Linked DNA regions of Mus musculus: region 1 is linked to region 2. The links are chromatin loops, found by intact Hi-C in ENCODE. Cell type or tissue: gastrocnemius. All regions are shown on one strand.

Evidence for each region. Peaks named below come from ENCODE experiments on the same cell type or tissue, not always from the same donor. Only the 100,000 strongest peaks of a DNase experiment are listed, where the experiment ranks them.
Region 1: a loop joins it to region 2, with 7 times the contacts of the local background. A loop is called at or near these places in 3 of 42 quality-filtered maps.

Annotation. Positions count from the first base shown.
Region 1 is chr7:132,211,213-132,216,212 of GRCm38, reverse strand. No RefSeq gene overlaps it. Among named protein-coding and RNA genes, the nearest start is that of Cpxm2, 59 kb to the right of the region's middle. In gastrocnemius, a CTCF peak has its summit at 2,529 (motif pointing right); DNase peaks (open chromatin) are centred at 2,558, 3,314, 3,612, 3,950 and 1 more place; H3K27ac peaks cover 1,491 bases.
Region 2 is chr7:132,086,919-132,091,918 of GRCm38, reverse strand. All of the region lies in intron 4 of Cpxm2 (carboxypeptidase X 2 (M14 family)), which reads left to right. Among named protein-coding and RNA genes, the nearest start is that of Cpxm2, 65 kb to the left of the region's middle. In gastrocnemius, a CTCF peak has its summit at 3,113; a DNase peak (open chromatin) is centred at 3,039; H3K4me3 peaks cover 901 bases; H3K27ac peaks cover 2,270 bases.

The sequences.
Region 1 (5,000 bases), 120 kb before region 2:
AGTTCAAGAGCTGGATAGGGCTGCTACCAGCAATGAGGTCAGAGCTCTGTTGCTCCCAGATTAGGAATTCATAAATAACTGGGCATTCAAGAATGCAAAGTGTATTCCTGCCCCAGTTGAATATGCCAAATTCAAGTACAGACACAGGGTGTAAACAAGAGAGATCCGCCACTCATCCTCAGGAATGGGAGAGGAGGAGGGGCCTTCCTCCCAGGAGGCTTCTTCTCTTGGTCGTTAGTACCGTTGGGTGACTGTTCTCACCTCAGAGAGTGTCTAGCCACAGGCTCACTGATTTGTCCTTGGTTATTCAGGAGTTCTGTGACCTCAGCACTGAAGACCTTATTCCAGGAATTCTCATCAGGACCAGTCACTCTAGTTGGAATTCAGGCAGAGAAGTGGGAGACAGGACTCCCTTCTCTCCTGTCCTAATTCCCCGAGCCATGGGTCTGGGAGCAGGTTCACAGGACTCTGAGAACTCTCTGAAGGTGACCATGGGGCTTTGAAATCTAAGAGAGAGCGGGAAAGAGGAAGAGAGGGAGAGAGGGAGAGAGGAAGAGACAAAGAGACAGCGAGAGAGACAGAGGAAGAGAGGAAGAGAGATGGAGACAGAAAGAGACACAGAGAAGAATGTGAACTTTCTTCTTGCCTGCACGCTGACATCCCATCATCCCTATACCTGAACGAAAACCTTTCTGGCCCTAAGTTTATTCAAAGAATCAAAGACTTGATGAACATTTCTAGCAAAAATTGTGGCTAGGACTGTGCACCCACCTCTCCCCTAACGATGCACCTAGAAACCTAGGACACACCTACCTGCACTGAACTGCATAAACGACCCACTTCAAACAACACGTCAGCTTACTTCTTCCTAGCAACCTTTAGCAACTCCTCGCTTTGTATCCCACTGTCATTTGAATCTGCAGCGGAACATATCTGAGTGCACTAGGCGGGGGCTGTTGTGTCCTGAACTAGTTTGGGGTGCACTAGCAATGTGGCAAACCAAGCTTCTTCTTTCATGTATTCTGGTTGGATTTTTGTCAGCTTGATACAGACCTTGACATATCTAGGAAATCATAATTGAGAAAATGCTTCCATAGACTAATATAGGAAGGCCCAGCCCACTGCATGTGGTGCCACCCCGAGCAGGGCATCCTAGATTGTATAAGAAAGCAAGCTGAACAAGCAACTCGTGAGAAGCACGGCAGTAAGCAGCACTAATCATGACCTCTGCATCACGTCCTGCATCCAGGTTCCTGCCTTGAGTTTCTGCCTAGACTTCCCCGGATGATGGAATACAAGATGGAGGCTGAAAGAAACCCGTTCCTCCCCAGCTTTTTGCCATGGTGTCTTATCACAGCAGTAGAAACCCTGACTGAGATATCATCTTATGCCTGTGCATAATTGGGTATGCATATGGTTAAAATCAGATGCATCATGGGAAAGGATGCACACAGGTAGCTATGTGTGCAGAATTCAAATCTGTAGATTTAAACGGAGATCCACCCATGGTATGCACCTTAGTAACTAACCCTTGCTCCACGTGGACCCCAGAAAAGGAAGTCCCAAACAATAACTAAAGCCGTTGAGTAGCACAGCTCAGGGAAGCTGCTACTCCTTTGCATCATAACCAGTCTGCACTATCGCTTTGCTTCTGAATAAACTTTCTTCACCATTTTGAGTCCTCCTGTGCTTAAAAATAAATTTGAATAGGCTCCAAGAACATGGGGACCCTAGGTCCAGACATCCAGACAGTGGCCTCTCGTATCAGGATGAAGTCACAGTGTTCATGACCCAACCACCTCTCAAAGATGGGGGCCACCCTCAGGGGCTCGTAATACTGGTACTGGGTGAGTGGAGGCTTGATTTTGAAGTTACGTCCAGCTCAAAGAGCATAGTACCTACTTTGTTGTGGCCCGGACATTCATTCTTGCTTTACGTAGAAGGCCTGGGTCCTAGCCAACATCTGGCACTTTCTCTTGCCAATACTTCAACACCAGACGCCAGCAGAGAGCCAGCCTGGGATCCTGTTAGTAACTAAGTTCCGAGGCCTCGGGCCTCCGAAAAGCCTATGAGATCATGTGACTGTGAAAGGGTTTTTACGTTTGTGGACCTGATGGTGCCAACAGAAAGGGGATGTGTGCCATCTAAACTACGTAAGGTTGCTTGGGATTCTGTTCCTGAGTTTTGAATGAAATATTTTGGGCATTTATGTCTTGAGAGTCATAATGGACTTCAAAAGCACAGGAGTGGGGAGGGGGCTGCTAAAATCCAGCTTGTTTATCCTTGAATCTTGATACTCATCTTCCTACCCCAAGCTGTGACTGGAATATTCCACACATTTAGTTCCTCCCATGCAGCGATTTCATTGGCAAATGGACAGAAAAGGAAAGGTCTCCATTCACTGAGTAGCTGGAACGAATGACACAAATTTACACTCAATTCCCAACCTTTCAAATTGAGTTGGAGTTGAAACCGTAGATCACTTTTGCTGGCAGCTGACGTTTTGTGTTCTCCCTTATGGCCAGCAGGGGGCGGGCTGGGCCTGGGAATGTGCTGGGATGCTCCCTCTCCACCAGCTACATGCAGTTTCCCCAAATCCCCTAGGAAATCGGGGCTGGCCTCCTCCACGGCCCCACTCTCCACCAGTTAGGGGCAGGCCGCTTTCCTCCCCACCAAAAAATAACTCTGGAATTCTGGGCTTTGGCTTTCCTGTAGGGCCAGTCTATTCCAGGGACTGGAATCTGTCTCTTGGGGGCTCAAAGCCAGCATCTTCTGACAGGGCTGGATCCCAGCCTCCCTTCCACTGCCCTTATGAGGACATTCTGAGTTCCCACAGTAAATGTAGCTCCTGGTGAGTCTCAGAATCAACTCTTGCCAACAACACTCTCCACTCCAGTCCATCCTATGCAGGAGCAACCTTCTCTATGACTTGGTTTTCTCACCTGCAAAATGGGACTAAAGTAGAGTACAGTAGAGTATGATTGTAATCTCCATGCTAGGGAAGTTCAAGGCTAGCTTGGGCAGCTTGCTGAATCTTAGGCTATCCTGAGTTAGATGACATTCTGATTTAAAAAGCCACAAAGGAGTGTGTGTGTGTGTGTGTGTGTGTGTGTGTGTGTGTGTGTGTATGTAACAAGGTTACATAGCCAGCCTGGGCTACAGGAAAACCTGCCACAAAAAGGCATGTGTATAGGTTAGGAAGGGGCTGGAGAAATATCTCAACAGTTAAGAATGTTTGCTGCTTACCCAGAGGGCCCAATTTCAGTTCTTGTCACCAGTTTGGAGTGGTTCATAATGGCTTCACTCCAGCTCCAGGGGACCCAACACCAATGTCTAGCCTTCCATATGCTCGGCACACATATTGCATGCATGCAATATGTGCCCACAGACACCTAATTTTTTTTTAGAAAAGGAAATGATAAAAGAGACTAAACCACTGTTAAATGCTTAGAAGTAGCTTAGCACTGAATCTATGAGAGATGCTGTAGGCATGGATGCCTGCAGTTCTTGGAGACTGTGGGACATGTTTTCCTTTGGCACTTGCCAGTGGACCACACAATGATGTCATAGGGTGCAGCATATGGTGCTTGCTAACCTACTACCAATCAGAAATAGCCTGAGCCTGGTTTGCCAGCCAGCAAGCCCAGGTCAGCTGGCCTCAATACCCAGCACTTGATTTCGACTCCAGACTGTGAGACTCTTGTGCCTGTGTGCTGAGGAGGGAAGTGGATGGAGGTTTTCTGCTGTTGCTCTGAATGCTAAGGTTGAGTTTCAGCCCAGACTCTTGAAGAGGAAGGAAACTTTGAAATTCTATACAAGTAGGGCTCATTCCAGTAGCCCCCAGAGGTATGCCAGGCTTCTGAGAGCTCCTGAGAGCCGCCAAGTCTTCCTTACATCTCCATGAATGGGTAAAACTGGGCAAAGGCCATAGACACAGGCAGGGTTTGAGTGCCAGCCAAGAGAGGCTCAGGGCATGATGGGAAGGACAGAAACCTTGTCCAGATGCAATCAGATGCTGTTCTGTGTGGGTCACCAAAGCACAGGAAACCAGGCGCTGGGCTCCTCACTGCACAAGGCTCTTTTGTTGAGCCTAATCCCTGTTGACCAGGCTTGGCCTCAAGGTTCTGTGCAGGGCCCTCCCCACCAGGCCCACCCCAGCTCTTTCCAGCCAAAGCCCCCGGGACGAGCTCAGGTTCCCTTTGGCTTCAATGGTAGAGACCAGATCTTGGCTGAGTCTGCCCCCATTTTAAGAGACTCTTTATTGCGGACAGGGCCTGGGTGTGCACACTGTATGAATTCCAACATAACCTCTTTTGTTTTTACCCTTCTTGCTCTGTCTGTTTTCCACTGATGGCCTTAGTCAGCTGAAATATTAATTACATAAAGATGGCCGGGCTGTCAAGCTGGAGAGGTTCTAGTCTGACTCCCTCTTTAGCAGACCAGGAACAGGCCCGAGAGGGAGATCCTTGCTCTAGGTCCCCCAACTGCTGCAGAGGCTCCTGACCCTCATCCCTGATCTCGGCTTCATTCTGTCTAGTGATAGACAAACTCCCTGTTTTAGGTTCCGAGTTCTCTGCAAGTGGCAAAACTCTCTTAAGACCCGAGAACGATATGGAGGGCAGGCCAGAGCGTGGGCCCTCTGGGGAGGGAAGTAGGGGTAGCTGAAGGACCCCTTGATCTGAGTGTGAGGGAACAGGACAGGGCACAGGCCCCTCCCTCCCTTGATCGAATCATTCGTCCAAAAGGGACCCCAGAAATGTCTTCAGACTAGAAAGGGACAGGGTCTGGAGGCTCCTGTGATAGGCTGTGAAAGGGGAACTTAAAAACACGGGGACTCTAGGAGCTCATGAGTAGACGGAAACCTGTTTCCCATCTGTAAAGAAGCAGAGCAGGTGAAGTGGAGTTTGGGGAAGCGGCGCGTGCTCACGGGCAGCTGAGGGTTGGGTGTTGTGGGCCTGGCACGTGGCACAGGGGCAGTAGAAGGGTTGAACAGAGAGATA
Region 2 (5,000 bases):
CCTAAGCATTTTTGAAAGTTAAAACCTCTGCTAAGTCACACAGAAGGTTATTGTTTCTCTCTCTCTTTTCAAATAGCCTGCTGATCCCCAGTTTTTCTTTCTAGTCTCTCTATAAAAACATCACATCAGTGCTGCCAGCCACTCCTCAGCTGGCAATGCTTCAGAGCTCAGGCAGGCCACGGAACGGAAAGCCACGTGCTTTCCGGTACTACTAAGAAAGTTCCATCGGCCTTCTCTCCAGAGCATTGCAGCAAAGAAATGTGGACTCTTAAAGGAGGAGGGAAAAGAAGTTCTGCTCTTCATCCTGGGCTCAATTGTTAAGTAAGATACAAACTGGTCTTGGTTCTTCTTGCGTGTGCCTGAAGAAAACAGCCTTAGAATGTGTAGCAAGATTGAAAATGTCAGAGATGAGATGGAAATGCAAAAGAGAGGGATGTAGGGGGTTATTTTTAATTAATGTATCACTTCATTGTTCAAACAGCCTAGAAACATCTCTGACCTTTAAAAATAGTCCCCATTTCAGGTCCTCTGGTCCCATTTCCTGGTCGCCTGGGCAACTACTGCAAACTGCTTAGCAGATATTTCTTGTGCTTGTTCCTTCCTTCCAATCTTCCTGCTGCCTCTCCTAAAGCTTTACAGGGAGGGACCTGAAGACAGTTGTTCCTGCAAACCTTTGGATTTTACTTCCTCAGTACAGTTTTCAGGACCTTGTCCATACTTTGTCCTAAATACTGTACATGGATGTCAAGGTGTCAGGAGCCTGAGTAGTCACATCAAATCCTGAGTAAAGTGTTGCAAGAAATATTTAAAAAACAAAAAACCAACAACAACAACAACAACAACAACAACAACAACAAACCACCAAGTTCCAGCGCTCCATTCAGCTACTCTTTGCTCGCCAACTCTGCTGCCTCCATGGTTAGACCCATACAGAGATGGATCACAGTCTTCCCAGCTCTGGTTCGCTGCCTCAGTGCCACCAGTACCCTCTCAGCTATAATCCCCCTGTGGTCTGCAGTCCCACCTTCCAGTAACCCAGTAGAACAAAACTCTAGAAACTTATAATTAACCCGTCAGATTTATATAGCAATAAATTCTCAATTCAGAAGAGGGCCAATTGATAATGGTACAAGCTGCTCACCTAGATCAGACAAGTTATCCCAATTATTCTATCCCTATTCATAACTACCTGTGATATTCATAACTACCTGTGGCTATTTAGAACCATGAGGGATCAGAATCTTCTTCCTGTCTTGTCCTCCATCTTGCTTCCTTCCCCCTCTCTCCTGGGAGGCTCTCCATCTCTGAAACTCTTAGCTCTGCCTCCCTTTACCCTGTCCAATCACAGGCCTCCTGCTGCACTAATATTTAAGTAGATTGGACAGGGAAAATCCTGCCACAGTAAAGAGCAAAGAGCAGTAACATAACCCCTGCATGCTTGTGCTTAGCGCACTCTCTCCCCTACCCCTGCTCTTATAAAGTTCACGATTTTCTGCCTATGTAAGGAATGGTATCAACCACAGTGGGCAAGTCTCTCCACCTCAATTAGCATCATAAAATTAATTCCTCATTGTCATTGCAGACCAATCTAATTGTTGAGACTTTTTCAGGTGATTCCAGATTGCCAACTTGGCAATTAAATCTAACTGTATGTATGTATGTATGTATGTATGGATGTGTATATATATATATATATATATATATATATATATATATATATATATACACATATGTATATATGTATGTACGCATATATCATATTTCTTGTATGTATCAGATTTCTTGCATTAATGTCTTCTTTGTGGCCTAAATATGAAATTGCTAACCAATTTCCCCCTAGTCACTTCTTGTCTGTTCATCATATCTCAGATCAAATACTGCCCTTCCAGAAAGCATCCTTTATGGCATTTCCCATTTTCAAGTGCTCCATGCCTTCTCCTTTAAACAGCATCACAAAAGCATTTCAATTACTGATTGAATAATTAATGATGTGGTCCCTGCCCTCCACTGGACTATGGTCTCATCGTTAAATTAGGTAAATGTACAGGAACATCTTGATGAAGCCTGTATTATCAAATATCCATTCTGCTATTCAGAATGTCATGGCCTCTGTGCTCTCAATTGGGATTGATTTGAGGGCCACTGGCCTAGGGCTTGGCTCCCTTCCTCCCCCTGATGTGGACAAGTATTTGATCCAGTGTCAATAAATGTGGCTTCTACCATAACACTGGCAAGGTCTGAGCTGCAGTTCATACTCTGTAAAAAACAGCTTTGGAGTTAGGCACAGGGGTTAGTGCCTCTAACCCCTCTAAGGAGGTGGAGGCAGGAGAATTCAAAGTTCTGCCATCCCCAGCTGCACAGTGAGTTCCAAGCCAGTTTGGTTACATGAAGCCCCAGTTCAAAGGAAAAAAAAAAGGAAAAAGAAGCAACACAGTTTCTGGTAAGCATACAAAACACATGAATGTTCATGGATATCCAAGCTTTTGAAAATAAATTGTCTCCAAATATATACATTATGTTCCCAGTAGCCATTGGCCATGCATGTCAATGCATGCTCAGTTAGTAACTGAGCCACGTTCTACAAACTGCATCGGCTCTCGCCTGCTTCCATTTTCTGCCTGTTCTTTTAGGTAAAAGTACAGGAACATCTCGACGAAGCCTGTAGAGTCCAATATCCACTCTGGTATTCAGAATGTCGTGGCCGCTGACAATTCTGTGCCTTAGTTTCTTTAATGATAAATTGGTGCTGACATCTTCTCTGGCCTTAAAATAGTCTTGAGCAGATCCAGCAGAGAATTCTACCTCATTATCTAAATTGCTTAGAGTGAGACAGGTCACTCTGTGCTATAGAAAGCTCTCCTATGCATTTAGCAGGTTTAGTGGCATTCTTGTCCCCTATTCACCAGGTCCATCCCCCCTCAAGTGTTGCACACTTCCCAGCCTCCACACTCACGTTGGTCTCTAGATGTCATCAGTTGTCCCTTGAGGAGCACGCCGCCCCCAGCAAAGCACCATTGCTGTGCATATAGTCAGGGTCTCTTTCCAGTTGAACGCAGTTGGCAGTACCTGCCCACACTCCTGCTGTCACAGAGGAAGCTGACATCCTGCACAGGATGGGAATGCACTCTCGTGGTCAGAAGAGCACACTGAACCTTGGGCTTGAACTTGAAAGAGTTTTTAGAAGTCTCCAGTGTCTGACATTACGACCTGTTGGTTCTTGCCAGTTGGGCTGACTCTGGGTAAAAAATAGACCATGCCTCTTCCAGGAACCCAGCTTCTGACTGTGTGAAGGAGCCAACTGTTTTGAGAAATACCAGGAAATTTTAATCACGGTAAGTGGATCATGAAGGCAGGCCCTGATTTGTCAGGTGAGGATGAATTTTGCAGTGTTTATTTGAACTCTAATGTTCTCTTTAAGAGAGAGGCTGGGGGATGTGATGGGGTGGGGAGGGTGGAGTGACCTAGTTTTTCCCTGGCTGTGGTTTCTTAGCTGAGACTTAAGCTTTCTATTTAGTAACTGGATTTAGGGAACTATTGCTTTATCCTGTCGTGGCCAGGCTGGCAAGATGTGTCGAGAACTCAGGCCTGTGCCAGGAGACAGAAGGTTCTGGAGTGGTGGCAAGTGAAACCAGAGTTGGAGTGAAGGTCCTGTGGTAGCAGATGTCTACCACATCCTCGTCCCCAGAATCCAGGAGATGTTGCTGTAGTAGTTACTTTTGTCTTTGCCACGATGAAATGCCTGACAGAAACTCCTTAAGAACCTGAGGGTTTCTTATGGTCTGAAGTTCCAGAGCATCTGCGCCTTGGTGGGGAAGGTACGGATGCAGGATTGTGAGGCAGCATCCACCGTGAGGAAACCGAGAGATGAATGCTGCTCGCTGCTTCTTTTTACTCAGTCCAGGACCACAGCTAATGAAATAAGTTACCCAGAATTAGGGTGAGCTTTCCTACTTCAGTTAACGCAGTCTAGAAACTTCCTCTCAGACATGCCTAGAGGTTTGTTTTCTTGGTGATTTGAGAGTCCACCAAATTGACAGGCAATACTTGTGACAAAAGGGATTTTCGTGAGAAAACGAATTTAAGAACCATGAGTGGAGAAGTGTCCCGTCCCGTCCCGTGTCCCCCACCCCACCCCACCCCCGTCTCCACCCCCCACCCCCCCCACCCCCGTATCCAGCTGAATCCCATCTTACTGACGAAGAGTCCTCTTCAGCTGTGAAAGGTGGGAGTTGTGGCTCCTTACCGACCATGGTCAGAGATACTATGTTGCTGGTTTTAATGAGGAGAAAAAGGGGCCACCTGCTAAGGGATTCAGAAAGCCGGTGGAAGCTGGGAAAGAAATGGATAGATGCCCCTTGGGATCAGAAGGACTGGAGGAGGAGACACGTGGCTTCAGTGCAGAGGTAGCAGGAGTCTAATCTCCTATTCATCAGAGCTCTGAGATAAATCTGTGTTGTTTTAAGCTTCTGTGTCCCGGGGTAATTGTTACAGTAGCTGTAGGGAGCTCACTGAGCTCTCGTAGGTCTTTATAGGTGATAGCAAACAAGTAGAAATCCTAAGTTGGACTAGCAGAAGCAAGCATGGCGGAACAGACACTGCTTTCTTGTTTTACACGTTAACTCTGGTTCTACAAGATCTGAGCACGTGCAGAGCCATGTTTGTTCCAGACATTACGCTCGGAGGCTTACAATTCTGATCAGAAAGTTACATGTGGGATCACTTGGAAGGACTAACATTCTGCTTCTTATAACACCATGATCCACATGTGTATATTCCAGTTTGTTCTTTCATGGAAAAAAGTGAATATAAGAATTTATAAGAGCAAGTTTGTCTCTCATGCCCTTAAGGAGCAGAGTTGAGGCCAAGTGTACATACATATTTCCTTCTCTGATCTTTCTGCGCAACTCTGAGGTAGAGCACTGTGGCCTGCTCTCAGGCAGTACTGAAACCTTCCAGAAAGCACTGCAATAATAATAATAAAGGGAGTGAGAGACCAGGCT